2 separate regions of the Homo sapiens genome follow, and region 1 is linked to region 2. Evidence: read pairs that join two places in POLR2A ChIA-PET (ENCODE). Cell type or tissue: A673. All regions are shown on one strand. Links, peaks and the distances in the headings refer to the core of each region. The heading gives the core; the rest is flanking DNA. Region 1 has its middle 62 kb from the start of LINC00963. Region 2 overlaps NTMT1 (N-terminal Xaa-Pro-Lys N-methyltransferase 1).

Evidence for each region. ChIA-PET counts read pairs that join two places held together with the same protein. Peaks named below come from ENCODE experiments on the same cell type or tissue, not always from the same donor. Only the 100,000 strongest peaks of a DNase experiment are listed, where the experiment ranks them.
Region 1: POLR2A ChIA-PET joins it to region 2 with 13 read pairs; 5 of 35 experiments call an interaction of 5 or more read pairs at or near these places.

The regions. Positions count from the first base shown.
Region 1 is chr9:129,548,879-129,551,777 of GRCh38, reverse strand. No RefSeq gene overlaps it. Among named protein-coding and RNA genes, the nearest start is that of LINC00963, 62 kb to the right of the region's middle. In A673, for the core only: no CTCF peak of the experiment used is centred there; a DNase peak (open chromatin) is centred at 1,337; H3K4me3 peaks cover 1,193 bases; H3K27ac peaks cover 986 bases.
Region 2 is chr9:129,633,895-129,636,793 of GRCh38, reverse strand. It overlaps NTMT1 (N-terminal Xaa-Pro-Lys N-methyltransferase 1), which reads right to left. Exons shown (of 4, transcript NM_014064.4): 3 at 2,488-2,740; 4 at 659-1,586. The coding sequence ends at 1,330. ASB6 (ankyrin repeat and SOCS box containing 6) reads left to right here. Exons shown (of 6, transcript NM_017873.4): 6 at 1-2,189. Among named protein-coding and RNA genes, the nearest start is that of ASB6, 6.8 kb to the left of the region's middle. In A673, for the core only: no CTCF peak of the experiment used is centred there; no DNase peak of the experiment used is centred there; H3K27ac peaks cover 391 bases.

The DNA of each region.
Region 1 (2,899 bases), core at 86-2,585, 85 kb after region 2:
CCTCAGAGACACCCCACACCTCAGCCCTGGGTGAAGCCCACCTGTCATTCCTTTTCATGCCTCTCCCCAGTTCCTTCCCAGCCCCAGAGCACCTGTCATGACCCCTTTGTCTCCTGTGAGGTCCTTGTCTAGAGTTCCTAGCTGCAGCCCTAGGGCTTAGAATGCACTTGGAGCATAGTAGGTCTTCAATAAATAAGTGCTGCATAGATTAGTAAGGTGCATGGGAGGCATCACTGGGGCTGTGGTGTTCTGTTTGTTTGTTTGTTTGAAACACAGTCTTGCTCTGTCGTCCAGGCTGGAATGCAGTGGCTTGATCTCAGCTCACTGTAACCTTCTCCCAGGTTCAAGGGATTCTCCTGCCTCAGCCTACCAAGTAGCTGGGATTACAGGCATGCACCACCACGTGCAGCTAATTTTTGTATTTTTAGTAGAGACGGAGTTTCACCATGTTGGCTAGGCTGGTCTTGAACTCCTGACCTCAAGTGATCCGCCTGCCTTGGCCTCCCAAAGTGCTGGGATTAGAGTTGTGAGCCACGCACAGCACCTGGCCTGTTTTCATTTTTTTAGACACAGTTTCCCCCTGACGCCCAGGCTGGAGTGCAGTGGTGAGATCTCAGCTCACTGCAACCTCGGTCTCCCAGGCTGCAGTGATTCTTATGCCTCAGCCTCCCGGAGTAGCTGGCATTACAGGTGCGCATCACTACATCCAGCTAATTTTTGTATTTTAGTAGAGACGGCGTTTTGCCATGTTGGCCAGGCTTGTCTTGAACTCCTGACCTCAAGTGATCTGCCTGCCTCGGCCTCCCAAAGTGCTGGGATTACAGGCGTGAGCCACCGCGCCCGACCTGGGACTGCTTTTTTTTTTAACCTTTCTTAACCACTGGTGTCTTTGAGAAACCGATGAAATGTTTGGATTCTCTCCAGACAAATGCACCCCAAATGTGACACAGAATTTCAGGGACACCCCCCACCCAAGGTCATCCACAAAGCCCAGCTTAAGATCTGTTTGTCTGAGGGAGAGGGGGCTCCTGAGATCCTGGGGAGACGGTGGGGAAGGTGTTACCAAGGGGGACATGGGGACCCCAACCACCCCACAGCGGGCTGGCGAAGAGTGGGGTGGATGAACCCCTTTTCTTGTACTCTCTGCTCCAGAAGGAAAGGGGGCGAGTAGGAGGTGATCGGGGAGGAGCGGGAACACAGGAGGGAAAGAATCCGAGGCAGCGGAAGAGACCGGAATCGGAGGGTAGGGGCGCGGTGGAGAGGCTCAGCCCCGCGGAGGGAATCGGAGCAAGCGCAGCGGCGCCAGTGGGGAGAGGGCCGGGCCAGGGCCGCCCAGGAGGGCCGAGCGCCGCCAGTGCCGAGATGCCCGGGCCGCCGTCCAGCTCCGATCGCCTGCCGCGTTCCTGGCAACCGCGCGCGGCTTCCCGGCGGAGGCGGGGCCCGCGGAGAGGTTACATCTGCACCAAGTGCCTGGGCGCAGCCGGCCCGGAGGGCAGTGATGTGGGGTTCGGGTGGGGGAAGATAGGGGGCCCTGGAGGGGGCGCGAGGGCGGCCGGCGAGCCGGGCGGGGAGAGGGAGGAAAGGCTGCGGCGGCGGCGCGGTCCGGGCCCCGGAAACATTCCTCCGAGGGGCGCCCCCGCCCGAGCTTCTGGGGTCCGCGCGTCCCGGCCGGGGCTCTCTTGGGGGTCGCCTCGCCCGCTTTCCGCCCCAGAAGGCCAGTGAACCGTTCCCCCACGGCCTCCCCAAATCCCAGAGTCCGGCCGCTCCCGCTGGCCGTCCCCTCTCCCCCGAGAACGAGCCCGCCTGGAGCGGTCGCGTGGGCTCTGACACGGGCAGGAGGGCTGCCACTTGCGCCCACCCCCTCCTTCCCTCGCGGTCCGCCGGGTCCGCCCAGCTCTCGTGGGATTGGGCTGGTGTCTTCTGCACCCAATCAGGTGGTGTGGGCACCGCACTGCGTCACTCCCCTGCTCCCGGACCATCTGCGGCTCCCTATTACCACCTCTACATTCTGGTTTACAGCCTTGAGTAGGGCCCAGCACCGCGGGTAGGCTCGGGTGTCCCACTCTCCAGCACCGGGGGTCCTCCTCTCTGGTTGGGCTGTGGGTTGAGGGGCTCTGGACCAGACACCGGCCTACCCCGTGAGCCTCCTCCTATTTTTCTTTCTCTTTCTCTCTCTCCTCTCCCTCTGTTCCTGTGTGTCTGACAGCCTCTCTGTCACGCACACACATTGTATTGCTTCTGTCAGTAGACTGAATGCATTCGGTGCCACCTAGATACCAGCCAGGTCCTGGGCCTTGCACTGGGCCCTGGACGGCACCTGGGCTGAGCCGGAAACAGCCCCTGCCCTCTGAGAACTCAGGCCCTGGCAGGCAGAGTGGAGGCTGCCCAGGGAGGAGGGTAAAAGCTGAACTCTGGAGTCCAGTCAGTAGCTTTGGGTTTAAATTCCGCCCTTCCACTTCCTGGCTGGGTGTGTCCTTGGGCAAATTATACTTGGAACCTCAGCTGGCCCAGCTGTCAAATGGGAATAGAATTGTCAGTCGGCGCCACCTCATGGGGCTAGGTTGGGAGGGTTTAAGGAGATAACACCAGTAGCTCTTGGCATACACGGTCCCTTTTAGTAAGCTTCCAGCATGGAAGGAAGTACGAGGACAGAGACTGGACAAGAACCGAGGGTCCATTTGGAGTCCTTAGAATCGATGCCTTTGAGCAGACAGACTCCCCAGCAGCCCTGCAGGCATCATCAGAGAATAACCGAGTTTTCTAACCCCCTCATGTCAGACCACTATCATTCAAGCACAACCATGGGTGTGAGCCCCAGTTGGGAAAGTTTACTATTAAGGCTCTAAAAGAAGCCTGCAAATACTGGAGCCCAGTGCATAAATAGAGAGGGAGCCTCAGC
Region 2 (2,899 bases), core at 272-2,771:
TGCTGTGTTTGGGGGGTTGTTTCCAAGTCCCTGCAAAGAAGCACCACTCTAGACTGGCAAGGGCCTCCACAGTGTGGAGGTCCCATTTTATTATTTTTTTTTTTCGAGACACTCTGTCACCCAGGCTGGAGTGCAATGGTGCAATCTCGGCTCACTGCGACCTCTGCCTCCCAGGTTCAAGCAGTTCTCCTGCCTCAGCCTCCTGAGTAGCTGGCATTATAGGTGCCCACCACCATGCCTGGCTGATTTTTGTATTTTTAGTAGAGACGGGGTTTCGCCATGTTGGTCAGGCTGGTCTCAAACTCCTGACCTCAGGTGATTCGCCTGCCTCGGCCTTTCAAAGTGCTGGGATTACAGACATGAGCCACTGTGCCCGGCCCCCATTTTATTTTAGTTTTATTTTGAGACAGAGTCTCGCTCTGTCACCTAGGCTGGAGTGCAGTGGCGCAATCTCACCTCACTGCAAGCTCTGCCTCCCGGGCTCACCCCATTCTCCTGCCTCAGCCTCCTGAGTAGCTGGGACTACAGGCGCCCGCCATCACGCCTGGCTAATTTTTTTTTTTTTTGTATTTTAAGTAGAGACGGGGTTTCACCTGTTAGCCAGGATGGTCTCAATCTCCTGACCTCGTGATCTGCCCGCCTCGGCCTCCCAAAGTGCTGGGATTACAGGCGTGAGCCACCGCGCCCAGCCCCATTTTATTTTTTACTTTAAATGCCTGCCAAGGAGCAGCCTCAAGCCCAGAGAAGACTGAGGCTACGGGGAACTTCCCTTGCTGCAGGCTGTTGTAACACTTTAAGGGCCCCAGGTCTCCACTGCCAAGCAGGACTTGGCACATGAGCACCCACCCCACAGCACCATCAGGCAGCACCCATGGGCTCCACCAGCCCAGCTCTGTCCCTCCCCTAGGTAAAGATCACACTGAAGTCTTCAAGTCCCCAGCAACCAAGTTGGGGGTGGTTTCCTTCCTCTTCAGGCAGCCAGGCCCATGGCTGGAAGGCCGGGCTGGAGGCCCAGGGAATCGGTTACTGATGTGGCCACCCTATTCCCACATGGGGAGCACCAGGAGCCCTGGAGCCCCTTCCACCCAATCCCATCTCGCAGGAGAGCAGGGTCTGGGCTCCTGCCTCACCGCTGGTTCAGCAGCACCCTCCCCGCCGGGTCCCACCTTGCCTTTTGAAGAAGAGCCCGCATAATGAGTGGACGGCAGACAGCTATATTTAGTGGTGCCTCGACACTCACGAACCGCCAGCGTGGCGCCTGGATCTTGCCCAGCTGCCAGCTCCCCCCACCAGGACTGTGGTTCCTCAGTTTCTCCTGCCAGCCCCGGCTCATCTCAGGGCAAAGCTATAGACATGGTAGATCTCATCGGGGAGGTTCTCCTGCCTCTCCTCGGCCAGGAGGCTGAGGCCTGCACTGCAGATGATCCTGCGGACCACGTCAAGGTCCCGGCACACGCTGCTGTCCACGTCGTCCAGAATCACGCCCTCCTGGGCCATGTTGTCTTTGATGACGATGATGCCGTTGGGGCGGAGGCTGCCCTTGCAGCGCCGCAGGAACTCGGCCAGGTGCTGATCGGTGAGGTGGCCTGGGGAGGGCAGAGGCAAGGTTACCAGGGCACCATGCAAGCGGATGTCGGCACTGGATGGGATGTACTTCTCAGCCCCGCTGAGCCCCTCATTTGTGCCCAGCATTTTGTGTGCACACATGGCCTCATTGGCTCTCAGTCCCGAGAGATTTACTAAACCCCAATTCATAGAATAGGAAACTGTGGCTCAGAGGTCATCTACCTAAAGACACATTAAGCCAGAATTTGACTTGACGGGATGGCTTACAAGTCCTGCCTGATACCTACACACCATGATGCCCCACCCCTGCCAGGCTTGGATCGGAGGAGTGAACCTGGGCTAAGAGTTTGGCATTGCAGGAGCTCCCAGAGAGACTGCCTTCCCTACACTAGAAGTCCCCACAAAGGCTTCTGAGACCACAAAATACAAGGCCAGACCTAGAGTGTCCACAGCAGGCCTGTGCTGCCCGCCTCAGGAGGTGGCCGACTGCTGCTAGCGGCCTGCCGCCACGTCAGCAGCCCAGGGCACAGCGCTCGAGGTGTGCTGTTAGGCTAAGAGGGTGCAGGGCTAGACACGAAGCTTAAACTATTCATCTTATTAAAAATAAAACCCTTATAAAACTCCTCACTTTGAATGCAGTAAGTTATTGGCCATTAAAATTTTTTCAACAAAAAACTGCACCCAAATGGATGGTAGCAGGTATTCAACTGAAACAAAACCTAGAAGGAAGAAATCTACCTTTTAGGCCGAGCCTGTCCCTCAGTCCTGGGAAGTACGGGGTGGGGGTGGGCCTGGGCGGGGTGGGGAATCCTCACTGGCCCACTTGCTGCAGGAGTGCAAAGCCCTGGTCCTGACACCTTATGGGGAACGCGAGTGGCAGGAGACATACAGGTGAGCAGGGAAGGGCGGTGGAACCCTCACCTATCACCCACTGGATCCAGATCACGTCGTAAGAGTCCGGCTCCGGGGTGAAGTCCTGGAGCCCACAACAGAAGTAGTTCCTCACCCTCTTGCCCTCCTCCCCCAGGTAGGTCTTGGCTTGAACCAGGAAGTCCTCCGTTATGTCGACCATATCCACCTCTCTGAACAGCGGCAGGAGCAGCCGCTTGGTGATCCTCCCAATGCCAGCTCCACAGTCCAGGGCACAGGACGTTCCTGTCTTGTTCGGGCCTTCCTGAAAAGCAGAGGCATATAACCTATCAGAGGGACCCTGTCACCGCACGTGCGGCCCTTCCTCACGAGCCCTAGGACTTAGACTCAAGTCAGGATTCCAGGACTCCGCACAAGCTGAGCACTGGTGGGGAGGTCTGTGCTGGCTGCCAGCTTGTACGGA